Regions from separate parts of the Homo sapiens genome. Here regions 1 and 3 are each linked to region 2. The links are chromatin contacts, found by Hi-C or POLR2A ChIA-PET in ENCODE. All regions are on one chromosome and are shown on one strand. Each heading gives the region's core, a stretch centred on a gene start or an enhancer-like site at or near the end of the contact. The rest is flanking DNA. Distances are from core to core; before and after follow the strand shown.

Region 1 (3,220 bases), core at 232-2,731, 39 kb after region 2:
CACGCCTGTAATCCCAGCACTTTGGGAGGCTGAGGCGGGCGGATCACGAGGTCAGGAGATCGAGACCATCCTGGCTAACATGGTGAAACCCTGTCTGTACTAGAAAATACAAAAAAATTAGCCAGGCGTGGTGGTGGGCACCTGTAGTCCCAGCTACTCGGGAGGCTGAGGCAGGAGAATGGCGTGAACCCAGGAGGTGGAGCTTGCAGTGAGCCTAGATTGTGCCACTGCACTCCAGCCGAGGCGACAGAGCAAGACTCCATCTCAAAAAAAAAAAAATTAGCAAGGTGTGGTGGCAACATGTCTGTGTCTCAGCTTCTTGGGAGGCTGAGGCAGGAGGATCACTTGAGCCCAGGAATTTGAGGCTGCAGTGAGCCTCAATTGCGCGACTACCCCAGCCTGGGTGACAAGCTCAAAGTAAATAAATAAATAAGCCGGGCATGGTGGCTTATGCCTGTAATCCCAGCAATTTGGGAGGCTGAGGCGAGCAGATCACCTGAGGACAGGAGTTCAAGACCAGCCTGACCAACATGGTGAAACCCTGTCTCTACTAAACATACAAAAATCATGGTGGCACATGCCTGTAATCTCAGCTACTTCGGAGACCGAGGCAGGAGAATCGCTTGAACCCAGGAAGATGAGGGTGCAGTGAGCCAAGATCATGCCACTGCACTCCAGCCTGGGCAAGAGTGAGACTCTGTCTCAAAATAAATAAATAAAATATAAAGTAAGAGAATGCCAAACACAAAATTTAGGACAGTGGGTTGTATCTGGGGGAGGTAAGAAATGGACTAAGAGAGGATCATATAGATAGATGGATGTCATTGTTAATATTCTGTTTTTTGAGCTGGGTGGTGGATTCACTACCCAGTATGATAAAATATAATAATAACGGGCCAGATGCGGTGGCTAACGCCTGTAATCCCAGCACTTTGGGAGGCCGAGGCAGGTGGATCACCTGAGGTCAGGAGTTCGAGATCAGCCTGGCCAACATTGCGAAACCTGTCTCTACTAAAAATACAAAAAATTAGCCGGGCGTGGTGGCAGGCGCCTGTAATCCCAGCTACTTGGAAGGCTGAACCAGGAGAATTACTTGAACCTGGGAGGTGAAGGTTACAGTGAGCCGAGATCACGTCATTGCATACCAGCCTGGGTGACAAGACTCCGATTTAAAAATATATATATATATATATATATATATATATATATATAAACAAAAGACCATTCTTGGACCAAGGATGAGAATATACGATGAGCCAAGGATTATGATGAATCCACTTCTGTACATCGGATGTCCTGTTATAATAAATAAAAATAAAGACAGTCCTCTGGTCTTGCCCCTAGTTCTGCTTATTTTTGCACTTCCTCCCACAGCACTGCTGAGGGGACACTGCAACCTTGCTCTTGGCAATCGGGGTTAGTAGTGCAAGGCTGGGCAGGAAATGAACTGGGGGATGAGGCCATATCTTTTTTAACACTGTTCTTGATAGGTCTTTTGTGGTGAAGGTTTCCAAGAACCAGCACAGCAGTTGAAGGAGCTGAGCAACATTTACAAGAAATGTGCCCCTGCCCCACCCCAACCCCCCCGGGTCCCCTTTCTTCTCCCTTTTCAGCCTCCAACTCTTCCTCCCCAGCCAGGCCCAAGTGAAAGATAGTTTACAGGAGTTCATAATGACTATTTCCACAGAACAGAATGGCTTACCCAACTCTGGAGTCTGGGGAAGAACCATTCTCACCTCCAGATCCTGGGCCCTGAAGGGACCTTGAGGTGGCTAATCCACACAAATGTTTGCAGTGAGCCAAGATCGCGGAGTCTGGATGACCATAGAACCACAGATGGCCTAGGTCCAAATTCTGACCTGACCACTACCTAATATGTGGCCTTTGACATGAAATTTACTGCTCTGCACATCTGTTATCCCCATCTGTGAAATGTGGATACATAACTGCATCAAGCCGGGCTAGGTGGCATGTACCTGTACAGTCAGCTACTCAGGAGGCTGAGGCAGGAGTATTGCTTGAGGCCAAGATTTTGAGGCCAGCCTGGGCAACATGACAAGACCCTCATCTCTAAAACAATAAAATAGGCAGAGCGGAGTGGCTCATGCCTGTAATCCTAGCACTTTGGGAGGCTGAGGCGGGTGGATCACCCGAGGTCAGGAGTTTGAGACCAGCCTGGCCAACATGGCAAAACCCAGTCTCTACTAAAAAAAAATACAAAAATTAGCTGGGCGTGATAGCACATACCTGTAATCCCAGCCACTCAGAAGGCTGAGGCAGGAGAATCGCTTGAACCCAGGAGGCAGAAATTTCAGTGAGCTGAGATCGCGCCATTACACTCCAGCCTGGGCAATACAGCGAGACTGTCTCAAAAAAAAATAAATAAATAAAAATACAAAATAAAATAAAATAAAATAAAACAAATAACAGTGTTTCCCCCTGTACTTTCCAATAGTGTCATAGAGTTGTTTTAAGGATAAATAAGTTAATGCATGCAAAGCATGCAGAATAGTGCTGGGCACATAGTAGGTACTGTATGTTAGCTATTATCACTAAGGAACTACTACATGCCTGGCACTAGGTTAAGAGTTATCAGGCCGGGCGTGGTGGCTCATGCCTGTAATCCCAGCACTTTGGGAGGCCAAGGCGGGCAGATCACAAGATCAAAAGATTGAGACCATCCTGGACAACATGGTGAAACTCCGTCTCTACTAAAAATACCAAAAAAAAAAAAAAAAAAAATTAGCCGGGCGTGGTGGTGGGTGCCTGTAGTCCCAGCTACTTGGGAGGCTGAGGCAGGAGAATGGCATGAACCCGGGAGGCTGAACTTGCAGTGAGCCGAGATGGTGCCACTGCACTCCAACCTGGGTGACAGAGTGAGACTCCATCTCAAAACAAAACAAAACAAAACAAAAACAAAAATTAGCCAGGCGTGGTGGCAGGCGCCTGTAATCCCAGCTACTTGGGAGGCTGAGGCAGGAGAATGTTTGAACCAGGAGGTGGAGCCGAGATCATGCCACTGCACTCCAGCCTGGGGACAGAGCGAGACTCCATCTCAAAAAGAAAAAAAAAAAGAGTTATCAAAGATGTAGTTCAGACCAGGCACAATGGCTCATGCCTGTAATCCCAGCACTTTGGGAGGCAGTGGCAAGAGGATTACTTGAGCTCAGGAGGTTGAGGTTGCAGTGTGTCGTGATCGCACCACTGCACTCCAGCCTGG
Region 2 (3,334 bases), core at 799-3,298:
GGTAACATGGCGAGATGCTGTCTCTCCAAAAATAAAAGGTTTTTTTTTCGTTTGTTTGTTTGTTTTTGAGAGGAGTCTCGCTCTGTCACCCAGCCTGGAGTGCAGTGGTGTGATCTTGGCTCACTGCAAGCTCTGCCTCCTGGGTTCACGCCATTCTCCTGACTCAGCCTCCCGAGTAGCTGGGACCACAGGTGCCCGCCACCACGCCCGGCTAATTTTTTGTATTTTTAGTAGAGACAGGGTTTCATCATGTTAGCCAGGATGGTCTCGATCTCCTGACCTCATGATCCGCCCACCTCAGCCTCCCAAAGTGCTGGGATTACAGGCATGAGCCACTGCACCCAGCTAAAAAAAATTTCTTTTTTAATGAGCTGCATGTGGTAGTATGCACCTGTGGTCCCAGCTAGTTAAAAGGCTGAGGCAGAGGCCGGGCGCGGTGGCTCACGCCTGTAATCCCAGCACTTTGGGAGGCCGAGGCAGGCGGATCATTTGAGGTCAGGAGTTCAAGACCAGCCTGGCCAACATGGTAAAACTCTGTCTCTACTAAAAATACAAAAAAATGAGCCAGGCATGGTGGTGGGCGCCTGTAGTCCCAGCTACTCGGGAGGCTGAGGCAGGAGAATCGCTTGAACCCAGGAGGCGGAGGTTGCAGTGAGCTGAGATCGTGCCACTGCATTCCAGCCTGGTGACAGAGTGAGATCCTGTCTCCAGAAAAAAAAAAAAAGGCTGAGGCAGGAGGCTCTGTTGAGCTCAGGAGTTTGAGGCTGCAGTGAGCTATGATTGCATTACTCCATTCTGGCCTGGGCAACACAGCAAGACTCCATCTCTATAAATAAATATATAAATAAGAAAAATGGGCTAGGTGCAGTGGCTCACGCCTGTAATCCCAGCACTTTGGGAGGCCAAGGTGGCAGATCACCTGAGGTCAGGAGTTTGAGAGCAGCCTGACCAACATGGTGAAACCCCGTCTCTACTAAAAATGCAAAAATTAGCTGGGCATGGTGGCACACGCTTGTAATCCCAGCTACCTGAGAGGCTGAGGCAGGATAATTGCTTGAACCCGGGAGGCAGAGGTTGTGGTGAACTGAGATCACGCCACTGTACTCCAGCCTGGGCGACAGAGCAAGATACTGTCTCAAAAAAAGAAAAATATTTGAGTTGAGTATAGAATCCTAGGTTGGCAGGGGTTTCTATTTGTTTGTTTTGCTTTGTGTAGCACAATTAAAATATTATTCCATGGGATTTTTGTTTCCTATAGAAGTCTATAACTGTTGGTCTTTTAAATAAAAAGCCCATTGGCTGCTTTTGAGATTTTCTTTTTGTGTGTGGTGTTCCATAGTTTGAGTACCATATGTTTTGTGTAGATTTTCTTTCATTTATCCTTCTAGCAATCAGTTAGGTTTCTTGAATCTGTGCATTGGTGTTTTTTTTTCAGTTGTGCAAATCCTCAGCTATTTTCTCTGTAAATATGCTACCCCCATTTTGTCTCATCTCTCTTTCTCTATCAGAACATCTTATTATGTCTTTCATGTCTCTTAACTTCTCCTTCATATTTTCCATCTTTTTGTCTCCCTGTGCTACATTCTGGATAATTTCTGCTGATTTATCTTGTTTCCTGGTTAACTAATTATTCCTTAATCTGTGTCCAACCTGCTACCATTTATGTCCACTGAATTTTTAATTTCAGATACTGAGTTTTTCATCTCTAGAAATTCTATTTGGGTTCTTTTTCAAATCAGCTAGTAATGGCAGTGGCTGCTACCATCACTCCGGCTGTCACTCCAGCTGCAGCAGGGAGGCGCGGCTAGGGTTACACACTCCATGGAGCCGGTGGAAGCCCGGCCCCTTCTGAGTTAAGTCGGGAACTCACCGGGTGCTACTGCAGCCGCCCAAACCAAAGCCGTAGACCCCACCTCCGGCTCTACGGAGCAGGCAGAAGTCCCGCCCTCTTGGGCGGGCTGCAGCTGCCCAAACTGTGGCTGTGCATCGAAGCCTCCCTGTGCTCTTGGAGGAGGGCCGGGAATAGGCAGGATCTGCCCTCCCAGGTGCAGCTGCAGCTGCCAGGACCCACGGCTGCAGACCTGGGCCTCCCACTTCACTGAGCAGGCAGGAGCCAGGGACAAGTAGGAGACCCGCCCCTTTCGAGTTAGCGGGGCGGGACCTCCTAGGTGCAGGACCCGGGCGTCTCTGCAGCCTGCACCCTCGGGGACCCCAGGAGGCCCCCTTCCCCGGCTTCCTGCCGTCCCTGCAGGCTCCCGGATGTCTGCTCCCGCTGCCTGGCCTCTCTCCAATCCCGGCACCAGTTCAAATCTCGGAGCCGGGTTGGGGTCGAGCCCTGGGGGGGCCATGGATGGCAGCGGGAGGCGTATCGATTCCCGGGTGGAAGGGGGCGGGTCCTCAGTAAGGCCCCACCCTCAGGCCAGGGAGAGCCTGAAGGCTGGGGCCAGGCCGCCAGTCCTGCAGACCTAAGTGGTGCCTCTTCCAGCCTGCCCATGGCCCCCGATGTACCAATCTGCGTGCACTTCCTCCCTTCTGAGGTCCATAAAAGACCTGGGCTTAGCCAGAGCAGGGCAGAGGATGGCTAGAGGACGAAGAGAGCAGAGAGATGATAGGACGACCAGCTGCAGAGAGGAGCTATCCTCTCTGCTGATAGCAGGAGACAATGGGAGGACCAGCTACAGAGAGGAACTACCCTCTCTTCTGAGAGCCTCAGAGACCTGCAGAGACGTCAGGACTATCAGCTGCATAGAGGAGCAACCCTCTCCAGGGCCTTCTCCCTGCTGAGAACAGCAGATATTAGCATGACTTGCCTACAGAGCGGAGCTACCCACTGCGAGTCTCCTTTTAGCTGATCTAACACTTAAAGCTCATCTTCATCTTGTTTACCCTTCACTTGTCTGTGTACCTCATTCATCTTGGACACAGAACAAGAACTCAGGCAAAGGTGCCGCTGGCCACAGAGGTTTCTGGCCAGAAAATTGACACCCCAGAGATCCTGTAACACTAGGTCATTTTCTATGGTTTCCTGTTTCTTCATATATTTTCAGTTTATCTTTTATTTATTTTAATGCAGTAATCAAAGAAAATTCTGACACATTCTATAACATAGATGAACCTTGAGGACATTATGTTAACAGAAATAAGCCAGTCACAAATGCTATAAGATTCTACTTACATGGCCAGGTGGGGTGGCTCACCCCTGTAATCCCAGCACTTTGGGAGGCCGAGGTGGGAGGATCACCTGAGGTCAGGAGTTTGAGACCAGCCTGACCAACATGGCGAAACCCCGTCTCTACTAAAAATACAAAAATTAGCCAGGTGTGGTGGTGCACTC
Region 3 (3,376 bases), core at 534-3,033, 61 kb before region 2:
AAAAAAAAAGTGGGGAAGGACCAAAAGGAGTTGGCCTTCAGTAACTGAAGCTGAAAGTTCTTACTTCTGTTACCTAAGACATCACTATAGTCCATTTCAACTCAGGGATTTCCCAGTGCCCAGTCTAACTATGCAAAAGACTGTGTCAGCAGCAGCAGCAGCAGAGGCTACTTCAGTTCTTGAGGCTTGTTGTAAATAGCTGCCCACCTTCCACTTTCTGCAACCCCTGGCCTACTCTTCTCCTCCCTCCACATGTGATGTTGGGAGCAGACCTTTCCGCAGACCATGAGGACCATTATGGGCAATGACAGAAGACTCCCTGACAAGACTACTGAAAGCTACAGCTCCTACAGTCACAGATGCCAAAACAGCAGTGCAGCTGCCAGGAAGACATACTGATGTCATAGTCCAGAGGGACTGGACCACGGCTAGGTAAGCTTGTCTTTCCTCTCCATGCTCGATAACGCTTACTACTCACAGTGTGGTTGGTGGACCAGCAGCAGCAGCATTGCAAGGGAGCACATCAGAACTTCAGGCTTTACCTGAGACCTGCTAAATCAGAATCTGCATTTTCTCATAATCTCTAGGTGAGATCTTATCAAGATCCTAGGTGATTTGTATGTACATTAAAGTTTGAGAAGCAGTGCACTGACTAGTGCCAAAAAAGTCTGTCTATTTAAAATGGCTAAAATCAGAGTTGCTGAATGAAAAGAGGGGAAACAGTTTTGAGGATAAATTTAACTCCTAACCAATATACCACAGCCTGAAGACTTGGAAAGCCTGTACCCTGAGAGCACTACCATGAGACATACCTAAAGTATATGACTGGTAAGCAAAGAGGCAGCAGGTGGTGACTGTACCTGTCTGTAGGTATCCTGGTGATGTTCCTCGTTTCGAGAGTCATAATACTGTTCAATGAAGCCAAAATATTCCTCCCGCTTCCGCTGCAGGGTCAACTTCCTCCTCTCAGTGTTTGCTGGGAGATAGCCCTATAGACAAGACTGCTGGTCAGATGGGGAAAGACAATGGTTGGATAAATCCTTAATTTTTATTTTAATCTATGCAGTGGTTTGGAAACTACCAAGAAGGAAAACTGCCAAGGGTAAATCCCTTTTTGGTTCTGGCCACCCATTTTTTGCCCTCTCCTCATTCAATGAGATCCACATGTGAGCAGATGAAGCAAGGCCAGCTTTCCCAGGATTATTTACTCCCTTGGCCCTGCACTGTGCTGGAGCTTGTGCCACTGGTGAGCACTCCTCAGCTCCCAGAGCTGGCACAGTACAGCAGTGAATGTAGGTCAGTGGGAGGGAGCTGGACCCAAGTCATGGCCTCGGAGGGCTGTGTGTGTCCAGGGCCATACTTCTGAGAAATGCAGGGATATAGCAACCTCTACAGCACATCTCAGCAGTGTGCCAAGTAAGTTGGTGCCAGTTACATTCTTTTCCAGTGTAACTTTCAGAATTACCAGCTTAGGAAGCAGCTGAATGGAATCTGTGACATACAGCTACAACACTCAGACAGAACTTCTGGCAGCAGCCCCCGGCCTAGCCAAAGCTCCAGGCCAACTTTCATTCTTATCCCTGGTCTAGATCCCACTCTCATTCTTATATTTTCTGTTCCCCTTCCGTTCTCACCAAATCTACTCTGAATAGTATTCAAACTTATTAGAAGTGGCAGAGGCAATGATTGCATGGTTGCAAGAGTAGAGGTGGGGGCGAGCAGTCAGGAGACAGACCCTTCTTCTTGAAAACATTTATGTAATGCATTCTGCAGTGAGTGCCTGGAGAGTGGGGACTGTGGTTTATTCATTTTTGCATCTGCTCAAAGCATCTGGCACTATGCCTGGCAAACAGCAGGCTCTCAATAAATCCTCACTAGATGAATGAATGAATTTTACAGGCTCAGGAAACCCAAGTGTTTCTATCATAGCGGCTGGCACAGTGCTCTGTACTTGGTGAAAGCAGGACTAGTAAAGCTTCCAAGGGAGGCCAATTTATCAACTCTTCACAGATCAAAGTGGGTTTCAACTTTTGGTTATTCCGGCTGAAACAGGAGTGAAGCACAGGGAACGTTGGAGCTTACTCAAAGCAAGTGCTGGGATCACCCTATCTCACTCTATTCTTCTTCCTCGCTGTTAAGAACATGACACCATGACTATTGGTACAAGTCTGTGTACCACTACATGTGTGTGAATAAACTCTCAAGAATGTATTTCTTTATGCACAGAAATAGGACTATAGTCCCATAGTTCTGTCATATCCAGTAGGACTAGAGAAGTCTATGGAGTTAAGACCAATGTGTCCAGACTAACCTCATCAGGCAAGAAGGGCTGTGTGAGGCTCACATTTCTCTACACAGTGGGTAGAACTCACCGACAGGAGTCTCCAGGTTATAGGTCGAACCTCCCTGGGAACCCCTGGCCAGCTACACTTCCTCAGTTCATCTGTAAATAGAAAACAGCCTTGTTAGGTTAACTCTCCACAAATGCTCTAAAGCAAACCGCAACCAGCACTGCCTGATGTCTCCTTCCATCCATGTAAGACCACCACCACCACCTGCTACCCATAAGCACAGTGAAAAGCCCAAAACAGCCCCGAGCAGCTAAGTGCCAAGGACACGGCCTTGCAGTAGCAGTCCTGTCAGCTCAGAGATGAAAGTTAGAGGGGAAGGGAAAGACCAGTGGGTGTAGATTTCAGTAAGAGTCACCTTGAGATAAGGAAGACCAAAGTCAGAATAGTTGCACTAGGGTCTACAGGCCACAGAAACCAGTCCCACCTAATTTGGTCCATAATCTCTAGTAACATATGTCTGACTTAATACCTGCATGTCACTGCAATGGGCACCAGGTCAGGAGAAGCTAGAAAAGTAAAAGAAGGAAGAATAAAGAGCAGTAGCTTCCAGGTCTCTGAGAATTCCAGTCACCCAAAGCTCCTACCTTGCCTGGGCTCACAGGGACTCACCTAAGTCAGTGTTCTGGCTGGAGAGAAGTTGACGGAATTTTTCTAGGCGGGTTTTCTCCCGGACAGTCATTGGGGGGGCCCCAGAAGCGTTCTGATCCGAGATCCGGGCAACGAGGGGGATGATGGGCCGGAGAGGGAGTGATTGCTGTTTGTGGAGTGGGTTCCTCAGGCATGTATCACCTGAGATCATTTGAAAAAGAAAGAGAACGGGCTGTGTGAGGAGTATGGATTCTGAGAAGCCTTAAACCTAACCGTTCAGCATTGTGTTTCCTCCCCAAGGGTGTGGCTGCCTGTGTGCACTGTCTGAGGTGCCCAGCTGAAGGGCAGCGAGGGGCCAGAACCCAGCCACACCCCATTCACTGCCCAGAGAAAGGGCTGCATTTATATCAAACACACCAAGGCACCTTAGGTGGTAA

The links. A loop is a pair of places that touch in the nucleus more often than their neighbours do. ChIA-PET counts read pairs that join two places held with the same protein, here RNA polymerase II (POLR2A). Pooled maps may share reads with other maps.
Region 1: a map of MCF 10A shows a loop between it and region 2 (19-fold over the local background). The contact joins two enhancer-like sites. A Hi-C loop is called at or near these places in 28 of 168 maps with a recorded cell type or tissue (B cell, CD4-positive, alpha-beta T cell, CD4-positive, alpha-beta memory T cell and 23 more), 20 of 37 single-sample maps with no recorded cell type and 31 of 50 pooled maps. POLR2A ChIA-PET finds 5 or more read pairs at or near these places in 28 of 52 experiments (A673, AG04449, AG04450 and 21 more).
Region 3: a loop to region 2 is called in a map with no recorded cell type, with 2.4 times the contacts of the local background. The contact joins two enhancer-like sites. A Hi-C loop is called at or near these places in 2 of 168 maps with a recorded cell type or tissue (CD4-positive, alpha-beta memory T cell and CD8-positive, alpha-beta T cell), 2 of 37 single-sample maps with no recorded cell type and 11 of 50 pooled maps. POLR2A ChIA-PET finds 5 or more read pairs at or near these places in 7 of 52 experiments (GM12878, H1, K562 and 4 more).

Annotation. Positions count from the first base shown.
Region 1 is chr6:37,181,677-37,184,896 of GRCh38, reverse strand. No RefSeq gene overlaps it. Among named protein-coding and RNA genes, the nearest start is that of PIM1, 13 kb to the right of the region's middle. RefSeq lists a cis regulatory region at 1,414-1,627. Within about 2 kb of position 1,481, at least 5 of the 41 ENCODE cell types and tissues checked have a DNase peak (open chromatin) inside an H3K27ac peak, as active enhancers do; they include natural killer cell, where a contact is called at or near this core.
Region 2 is chr6:37,221,330-37,224,663 of GRCh38, reverse strand. The region is part of intron 1 of TMEM217B (transmembrane protein 217B); the gene reads left to right. All of the region lies in intron 1 of TMEM217 (transmembrane protein 217), which reads left to right. Among named protein-coding and RNA genes, the nearest start is that of TBC1D22B, 35 kb to the left of the region's middle. RefSeq lists silencers at 1,749-1,798, 2,169-2,428 and an enhancer at 2,629-2,768. Within about 2 kb of position 2,048, at least 22 of the 41 ENCODE cell types and tissues checked have a DNase peak (open chromatin) inside an H3K27ac peak, as active enhancers do; they include natural killer cell, where a contact is called at or near this core.
Region 3 is chr6:37,281,949-37,285,324 of GRCh38, reverse strand. TBC1D22B (TBC1 domain family member 22B) reads right to left here. Exons shown (of 13, transcript NM_017772.4): 4 at 2,961-3,140; 5 at 2,373-2,443; 6 at 861-989. Among named protein-coding and RNA genes, the nearest start is that of TMEM217B, 25 kb to the right of the region's middle. Within about 2 kb of position 1,783, at least 12 of the 41 ENCODE cell types and tissues checked have a DNase peak (open chromatin) inside an H3K27ac peak, as active enhancers do.